Linked DNA regions of Homo sapiens: region 2 is linked to region 1. A link is a loop called in an ENCODE intact Hi-C map of the cell type or tissue named here. Cell type or tissue: PC-3. All regions are shown on one strand.

What was found. Peaks named below come from ENCODE experiments on the same cell type or tissue, not always from the same donor. Only the 100,000 strongest peaks of a DNase experiment are listed, where the experiment ranks them.
Region 2: it touches region 1 in a loop (7-fold over the local background); 4 of 110 quality-filtered maps call a loop at or near these places.

The regions. Positions count from the first base shown.
Region 1 is chr14:58,105,489-58,110,488 of GRCh38, reverse strand. All of the region lies in intron 4 of ARMH4 (armadillo like helical domain containing 4), which reads left to right. Among named protein-coding and RNA genes, the nearest start is that of ARMH4, 44 kb to the left of the region's middle. In PC-3, a CTCF peak has its summit at 2,359 (motif pointing left); DNase peaks (open chromatin) are centred at 2,338 and 3,258; H3K27ac peaks cover 1,174 bases; H3K27me3 peaks cover 819 bases.
Region 2 is chr14:58,465,475-58,470,474 of GRCh38, reverse strand. KIAA0586 reads right to left here. Exons shown (of 31, transcript NM_001329943.3): 15 at 4,446-4,640; 16 at 2,553-2,740. Among named protein-coding and RNA genes, the nearest start is that of KIAA0586, 40 kb to the right of the region's middle. In PC-3, a CTCF peak has its summit at 2,727 (motif pointing right); a DNase peak (open chromatin) is centred at 4,864.

The DNA.
Region 1 (5,000 bases):
AATGGGAAATTTTTAACCTTTAGAAAGCTCCCTCAGTGAGTTTGTTCACTTTAAAAAATAAAAAAGTTTCTGTTATTGTATAACATGGTGACTATAGTTAATAACAACATGCTGTATTCTTGATAAATACTGAGAGTGGATGTTAAACGTTCTCAGCACAGAAAATAACTTTGTGAGGTAATGCATATGTTAGTTAGATTTAGTCACTCCACAATACATATATACTTCAAAACATCATGTTGGACATGATAAATATATACAATTATCAGCTTAAAAAATAAAACCCAAAAGCTTAGAAAAGCGGAAAGGATGAAAATTAATGAGCTAAGTAACTTCCACCTTAAGCTATTGATACGGTTTGGCTCTGTATCCCCACCCAAATCTCATCTTGAATTGTAATCCCCCATGTGTCGAGGTGGGGACTTAGTGGGAAGTGATTGGATCATGAAGGTGGTTTTCCTGTGCTGTTCTTGTGGTAGTGAGTTCTCATGAGATCTGATGGTTCTATAAGTGTTGGACAGTTCCTTCTTCACACTCACTCATGGTCTTTCTGACTCCTGCCACCTTGTGAAGAACGTGCCTGCTTCCCCTTCCACCACCACTGTAAGTTTCCTGAGGCCTCTCCAGCCATGCAGTACTGTGAGTCAATTAAATCTCCTTTGTTTATGCATTACCCAGTCTCAGGCAGTATCTTTATAGCAGTGTGAGAATGGACTAATACAGCTATAAAAACAAAATAGAAGAAACCCAAAGAAAATAGAATGAAGTAATAACAGTAAGATTTCATTATTTTATTTTTACATTGCATTAATTCAGAACAGCTTAGTAAACTTTTGATAAAATTTATATGGAAGAGCAATAGGCCAAGAAATAGCCAGTGTACTCCTAAAGAAGAAAAAGAAATTGAAGGAAGGTGTCTGTAAATACCCTAACAGATATTAAGACTTATAAAGCTCTTACTATATAATTATATATTTGGACAAGGAGGACATGGACAGGAATAGTCAAAGTGGCCAGTGAAGCAGAATAGGCATGGAAACACACTGCTATAGAGGGTCCTTGACATGTGACGAAAATTGCACTGCAGAGTGATGGGGAAAGCATTTAAAACAAACAAAAAGTTCTGGGACAATTGGTTGTCCATATAGAAAAAACTATATTGAAGCTACATCCTACACAAAAATCAGTTCTATGTGGTTTAAAAACAGATGTAATAGGCAAACCTTAAACTGACTAAAATTGTAGAATATTTTTCTGACCTCACAATAAAGTTTTTTTAGATATGACACAAAAATTGCTAACCATAAAAATCCTGATAAATTCAGTGATATTAAAACTAAAACCTTTTATAAAAGGATGCTAGAAAGAAAGTGAAAATACAGCTTCTAAAATTAGCAAAAATATTTGTAATCCATATAACTGATAAAGGATTGATGTCCAGGATAGAAAGAACTCTAAAAGAATCAGCGGAAAAATGACAGACAGCCCAATAGAAAGATGAGTGAAAGACATGAGTAGGCATCTCACACAGATACTGAATGGATACACAACCTCATTAGTCATTAAGAAAGTGCAAATGACATCTGGAGTGACATCATTTTATACACACTGGATTGAAAAGAAATGTTTGACAGTGCCAAAGGTTGATGAGGATGTGGAGCTAGGGACATTTATCTAGACATTAGGATGTTGAACACTTGTATTCCTTTTAACCTAGCAATTCCACTTTTAGGAATGTACCCTAGACAAAGCCTTGAACAAATACACTAGAGATCATTTATGAGTGTTCAAGCAGCACTATTCATAACAGCAAAAAAAAATTAGCAACAACCAAATACCCGAAATCTTCCTTGACATGGGGATAAACAAACTGTGACATATATGCATAATGAACAGCATATATCGTGAAAATTAATAAACTAGTGTTTTGTACAACAAGATGTGTGAAACTTAAAACCATAATTTTGAATGGAAAGAAAGTCCCCAAATATAGCAGTCAGTAACTTTGTATGGCTTTAAGGGGAAGAAGGATGTTAAGAAGAATATGCAGATAGGTGTAACAGTATTAATAACTTACTAGTCCTTAAATTGAATAGTGAGTTCTTTGGGGTTCATTTCACTATGAACTTAATAAGATAAATACGGTATATGTATATAGTCTAATATATATCTCCTATTACATGATAAAAATGTAAAAGCACTTGGCAGGAATATTTCCATTTTAGAAATGTAATGAAATTCTATGTATTCTAAGTCAGCTTAACTGTGAGTTGCTGGATTTTGTGGTAGTTATTTCAGAAAATTCTGGTATCCCTTAGAACCTTATGATCCTGGAGAGCCATCTGCTGGAGAGTCGCTGCACATCCTCAAGACGAATTTAATATTTTCTTTCTGGCTTTTAAGTTTTGCACCCAATTTGATGCCCAAGGTAAAAAAAATCTGGAAATAAAAGCAGTGTCATTTCTAGGGCTTCAGTCACTTTATAGGTGGAAACAATGGCTTTTGATTGTTATTGGCATAAGAGTTCCCAGGAAAACGTATGCCTACAAATGTTTCTTCTTTGAGAAAGATGCCACCGGGATGTGTCAGAGCCATTCCCTTCATGGGAGAAGTGGGAGAAAGGCTAATATGCGCTCAGTCCATGCCTGGTGAAGCTACCTTGTTTCTTTTCATGGCATCCTTCTTCTTTTCCACATGGGCTAATTTTTTTTTTTTTTTTTTTTTTGAGATGGAGTCTTGCTCTGTCGCCCAAGCTGGAGTGCAATGGCGTAATCTCAGCTCACTGCAACCTCCGCCTACTGGGTTCAAGCGATTCTCCTGCATCAGCCTCCCAGGTAGCTGGGACTAAGGGCGTGCACCACTACGCCCGGCTAAATTTTGTATTTTTAATAGAGGCTGTTTTTCACCATGTTAGCCAGGATGGTCTCGATCTCCTGACCTCATGATTCACTTGCCTTGGCCTCCCAAAGTGCTGGGATTACAGCCGTGAGCCACTGCATCCGGCCTCTAATTTGTTTACCTTAGATTTAATTTTAAACTTAGTAAAGGGAAGAAAAAGCCACTAAAAGAGAAATTTGACATGTAAAACTCATGAATAAATAGGCAAAAGATGATGATTCAAACTAATCATTGCTATTCCAAAAAGGCAGAAAATACAGGTGAGACTCTATTCTCCTTGAAAGTCAAGATTAGACAGCAGATGTTGGGGAACAGGTGTTCCTACTCTGGATCTTCCTGCCGTCATTGTTGGGATGACACATTCTCAACCAAGGTTTTTTCTATCTTTGATGCATTAGTAACAGCCTGGAAGTGCTAGCTACTTCTGTATCTTCTGGAGATCTAAAAAAGTCAAAGCTGTGATAAAAATGCAGTTAGAGAAACTGAGCACCTTTGGTGGGAACTGCCTATTAAATGACACATGTTTGTAGCAGAGTCAGATTACTAAAATTACTCAGGGTCATAGGGCAAAATTTCTCCCATATATTTTATTGATTTTGTTGAGAGTTAACCCATGGCTCTGGTCCTGAACAAAATGAAGACTCTCGATTTTGGTAACCCTAGACAGAAATATTTGCAATGAATAAAGAAAACAGGTCTGATCCAGAGAGGCAAAAATTCTGGGTTTGCACAAGCTCATTTAAGCCTCTGCTGTGATATTTGAGCATCCAAGGTAGTTTTTTTTTTTTCACCTACCAAGTAACCTGTAAGTAAAACAAAACTTATAAAACTTGTTCCCTGTTAGCTAACAATGTAAGTTTGGAGAATAAAGCCTGAAAAGCCGTTTGAGTCTCTTGGAAGGAAAGCCCCATGTAAGTACAAAGTATCGTCGTGGGCTTTGAACAGCTGTTAAGAGATTGTCAGAGATCTGCCAGACAGATAAAGTTGGCTAAGAGAGGGTACCGTGTAGACACATTTTGTCTGCCTGCCACTTGCAACAGGACATTTCTCTATTTGAGCTATGGACACACTATTTAATATCACTAAGCATCTCTTGGCCATGTGGCACTGTTCTCTGACATTTCTGTTTAATGTTTCTTAGTTTTATTCTCAACTGTTTCAGTTCACCTCAAGCACAGCAGTCAGAAATTGAACCATGTCCCAGTCCCTCTTGCATGCTGAACCATCTAACTGTCTGAACACCTAAGTTAGGGTTTTGGCTGACATCTCATCCAGGTTTTTCACTATTGTTAGGTGTTGGAATTCTTGACAGTGGACATGCTAGCAGGAGCATCAGATTAATCCCGAGTGACTTGATCTCGGTAAGGATGCTATGGAAAAATCCATTAGCTCCATGGCAAGGAGCCCGTCGTTCCTGTCTGTGCATGCTGGACTCAGTGGGACACGTCTTCTAAAGAGATGCTGGTTCAACAAGAGTGAAAAGGAATTTTTCATAATGTGGATTATGTGTTTGGGAGTGGGAACAGTGCAGTTTGTTGGGAGGATTTTGACTGTCAAGAGAGATGGTTACTTAGAAACCATTCTTCCTGCCCATTTGCTGCTAGGGTTGCTGTTAGTGTTTGGGGTTGTGATGTAATCAGTGCCATGTCAACTTGTGAAAAAGAAGTGTTGGTTATGAGGATGAACTTTCCAATTCTAGGTAACATGACTAGAAGGAACTTTTCAGGCTGAGCTCTCTGAATCTTCCTTTCCTGGATTGCAATGTTTTTAGAGATTGTCAGAACAAATATAACTTTACATCTTTGAGCATTATCACTGGTTATTGACATAGGACATGTTTCTACTATGCATAGTAAACCAAGATCAATTATTTCCTTCTTTCTTTCTTTTTTTTTTTTTTTCTTGAGATGGAGTCTTACTCTGTTGCCCAGGCTGGAGTGCAGTGGCGTAATCTCGGCTGACTGCAACCTCTGCCCCCTGGGTTCAAGCGATTCTCCTGCCTCAGCTTCTTGAGTAGCTGGGACTACAGGCATGTGCCACCATGCCTGGCTGATTTTTGTATTTTTAGTAGAGACAGGGTTTTACCATGTTGGCCAGGATGG
Region 2 (5,000 bases), 360 kb before region 1:
TGAACCCAATGGATAACAAAATTTTTTAATTATGAAAGCATATTTTATAAAATATGAAAAATAAAGAGGAAAACACACAAAATTCTATCTTAAGATGACTTCATTTTCACTATTCCCTTTGTCTTTTACTATCTACTTATACATAACTAAAATTTAAAATAGTTTTCATTCTTGATTTTTCATTTTGATTACAAGAACCATAAACACTTATCATGCTTTTGTATAGACTTCATAATTATATTTTTAAATGACTATATAACATTTCAACAAACATGTCTTAATTATTTAATTATGTTTCAATTGGAAAAATTTAGGAAATTTCCAATTTTTCCACTATTATATATATATCACTACAAAAAAAACTTACACACACATAAACACACACACACACACACACATTTTCTTCCTAAACCCTAAATTAATTCACTATACTAGATAGCCAGATATTGGATTAACTTTCTGGGCCACAGGACACGAATACTTAAGATTCTTGGAAGTACTGGTGAAATGTAATCCTAACAACCTCTATTTACATCATCAAAAACATAATTAAGTCTAAGTTTTACCCAACCCTCACCAAAATTAGATAATATGATTGTTTCAGCAATAATAGTTTTTAAATGGATGCATCTTATTGTTATTTCAATTTGCATTATCTTGGTTACTGGCAAAACTTATTTAGTTTGCTTGCTGATAAACTGTACTTCCTCTTTTGTAGAGTCTTATTCATGTCCTTTGAACATTTCTAGACTTGGATCTGTGTTTTCTTATTAATTTATAGAGATCTTTATATTTAAAAATTAATGCTTTACTAGCATCTTCGTTTCATATGTTCTTACTGTGTGTTGTTTGCCTTTTAATTCAGGATTCTTTGCCCCCTGATCTAGATCCTCTAATTTCCTCCATGGACTGACTGTGCTAGTGATGCTCATTCGTTCAATACACATTGACCGGGTTTGTACTTGGCTCAGGGAGCTGTCCAGGCTGAAGTGTCCCCAGGTCTCCCGAAGCCTCCATAGCTGCTGCACCACTGGGTTAGTGGGCCTACGCTGTCAGAAGGATGCCCAAAGACTGCTATAAGAGAGGAACACACTTGGGTTCATGTTGGGAGTTCCCTGCCCTGCAAGAATGACTGGAAGTTGAAAGATTCTGCAGCCAGGGCTTTATTGTGCATTTGCTCCTATCAAGCACAGGGCCGGGAATATTCCTGAGATCCATTGACTGCCTCAGCCCTAACAACTTGGCTGTGAAAACACACTATCAATTTTAGCTGCAGGGTGGAAGTCAATCTATGAGAACGAAGTGTTTGTGGAGCTACATGGGTGATTTCTAAGTCCCTGGGAATCTCTCAGGCTGGTGGGTTGAGGCTGTTCTGTATAAATTTGTGCAGAAGAAATGGATAGTTCGTTTGTTCAGGGAGGAGTGTCCAGTCAAAAATCAGTACTAAGAGCCTGTTGACTGTTCATGTGGTGGCATCCGACAGCTCCAGGATTATCTTCTCCTCAGTGATCAGGATCCAAGAATGAGGCAAGTCTTCTCTCTTCCCAGAGGGCATACTAAGTTGCCCAAGAAAACTCATTTGTCCTGGCTCAATCAAAAGAGGAACCTTGGAGCAGTCTAAGGACTGGAGTGTTCTAATTATTTGTAAGTAAGCAAGGATGGTAAGACGAATACAGGAGTTGGAGTAAATCAGCCAAAAAGTTTACCACAGTTCATGAATGCTTTCCTACAGTTGCCTCCTGACTGGTCAATAGAAAGTCGCATGTAAATACTCATGTTCACCTTTGTCCAGACCTAGTGAAGACCTCAGCTTCTACAGCTGGATCCCAGGCCGAAGGGTAGATGTTTGTGAAATGTCAAAGGGTTTCTTCCCACATGAGCCTGTTGAAGTCTTGTATTCATTCAAGTCTTCTAACATATGTTAGTGTAAAGTTTGAAGTATTAATTATATAAGTCACATATATTAACTTTTTAAAATTAATTATAATACACAGTTCAATTGTTCCCCTTGGAATATCACCAAGCCACTTGTATATAAGTCATTGGCCTAGAAGAGCAGCTTAAATCATGCAAAACAGGACAGAAACATCATATTAATATCACAGTTTTAAAAATAACAGAGCCAGCGGGGCATGGTGGCTCATGCCTGTAATCCCAGCACTTTGGGAGGCCAATGCAGGTGGATTCACCTGAGGTCAGGAGTTTGAGACAAGCCTGGCCAACATATGAAACCCCATCTCTACTAAAAAAAAATACAAAAAATTAGCTGGGCATGGTGGCGGGCGCCTGTAATCCCAGCTACTCAGGAGGCTGAGGCAGGAGAATCACTTGAACCCAAGAGGCAGAGGTTGCAGTGAGCCGAGATTGCGCCATTGCCCTCCAGACTGGGCGACAAGAGCAAAACTCTGTCTAAAAAATAAAAATAAATTTAAAAAAAAGAGTCATGATCAAAAGCAATATTTTTATGAAGCAATATAATGGATTTCCGTACTAACGTTAAGCAAAAAAATTTTTTCTTCCTTAAAATTTTCTACTCATGCACCCTGGCATACCTGCACAGTAAGCTGAGGAGGATCCTTTTTTTCTGACTTCATTTCTACAATGGCTATGTTAGGTTTCTTTACTCCAGTTTCTACTTTTCGAGATGATGGAGGAATAGAAGTAGTCACAGTTACAGGGTGTGGCTTGCTGACAATCACTCCAGCAGGTGGCATGGTATCACTATTACTTTGGGTTTGTCCTAAGAAGTTTAGGAGAAAAAATAAGTCAACTAGTTCAGAAAAAAAGGGAAAAGTCTAATATACCATCTGGATCTTAATGGCTATATTCTCATATTTAAAAAAGCCCTATCTGACAATCACCCCTCCCTCCATCATCAGCACTGTCGACATACTCACCATACCCAGTGACTTTTATTAAGCACTTATATGTACTCAACGCTTCACATCACTATCTAATTTAAACCTCAAAATAAAGGCTAATAGAAAGCTATTAATACTATCCACATTTTAAAATGTCAAAAACTTTCACTTCCAAAGTCCCACTTGACTTCTACATATCAAAGTAAAGAGGGGTAGTACAGTGTACTTGTTGAAAACACAGACTATAAAGCCAGACTGCCTCTGCCTGGGTTTGAATCCTGGCACCATTCTAGCTGTGTAGCCTTTGACAAATTATGTAACCCTTTTGTGCTTCAGTTTTCTTAGCTATACAATTTGTATATTACCATGTGCTTTATAGGGTGGATTAAATGAGAGAATATATGTAAAGTGCTCAGAACTGTACCGGGCACACAGTAAGAACTTTAAAAGTGTGAGCTATTTTATTACTAGGAGATATGTTTAAACAGAGAGCTATTATGTTGACATGAAATTAACCCATAATATCAAAAATAAAAAAGTCTCTTACATTAAAAAATATTCATACTTAAATTGTTAATCAAAACAAAAGAACAGCAATGACACTAAAGGGAAAAAAGAGCTAATTAGACTTGAACAGCTGGTGTGAGGACAAAAATGATCTGTTCAATTTTTAACATGAAGACTCAGAGAGAAGGCAAATAAGTAAATAAACAACTATTGGCTTAGATTACACACCCACACAGCTTTCACTTATGATAGCCTAGTTCAAAAGTACAAAAAAAAGTACCTTAATACTTCCCCAAAGACATAATGATATTAACAAGATAATCAAACTTATTGAATTATTATGAATGTCCATGACATATTTAAACTTTCTTTTTTAAGAGACAGGGTCTTGCTGTGTTGTCCAGGCTGGAGTACAGTGGCATAATCATTGCTCACTGCAGCCTCAAACTCCTGGACTGAAGGGATTCTCCTGCTTCAGCCTCCAGAGTAGCTAGGACTACAGGTGTTAGCCATCAAGCCCAGCTAATTTTTTTTTTTGAGACAAGGTCTTGCTATGTTGCCCAGGCTGGTCTCAAACTCTTGGTCTCAAGCAATCCTCCCATCTCGGCTTCCCAAAGTACTGTGATTAAAGGCATGAGCCACTGTGCCCAGCCAAAATATTGTTTAAAATTTCATTTCATCTACAATAATATAACATACCAAAAGAATTTTTCCTATTGGTGAAACTACAGCAGGAACCCATCATTTCAGAGATTGCTATTACACAGCATAAAATACATTGTGAGGCCTTCCCCACAAAAACAAATAACATTTACAAGAAAAGGTAGATGACTATCATGTTAGTACCATTTTGTAAGTTCTGCTACTGCTGATAAGAATTTAAAATTCAATGGCTGGGCACGGTGCCTCACGCCTGTAATCCCAGCACTTTGAGAGGTTGAGGTGGGTGGACTGCTTGAGTCCAGGAGTTCCAGACCACTCTGAGCCACACAGTGAAACCCCGTCTCTAATAAACACACAAACAAACAAATAAATAAATAAAATAAAATCCATCCCACATATTTTGTTGATTCTTACCTAAAAGAATTGCCATAGGAATCAGATGACCTTCCAATGTACCTGAAAAAGTAGGCATTTCTCTACTTGGGCTGAACAAATATTGCTGATCGCCATGAGGTAACACAGGAACAGAATGTTTCATTTTAGAATCCATCTTCTTAGGTTTTGTTGCATAGAAGTCAGTCTGTGTTCTTATTGACTTTACCTTAGTGCCTATAATAATCACCAATGGCAGATATTTTAAAATATTGTTAGAATATCTACTATCCAGACATCTAGAAATACAACAGCTCTTCACAGAAAAATCTTAATTCTATATAAGGTTACAAGGCCCCAAAACAGAAGTAATATATAGACCAGAGGTAGCAAACTTCTTAAATGGCCAGACAGTAAATATTTGTCTGGCAGGCCACGTGATCTCAGCTGTAATGACTCAGTTCTGCTGTTGTGTCATGAAAGAAGCCATGGACAATATATACATGAATGAACACAGTTAGAGGCAAATGAAACTTTATAAAAACAGGCAGCTCACGTGTAGGCCACAGTTGCCAGCCCCTGAATAGACATACAACT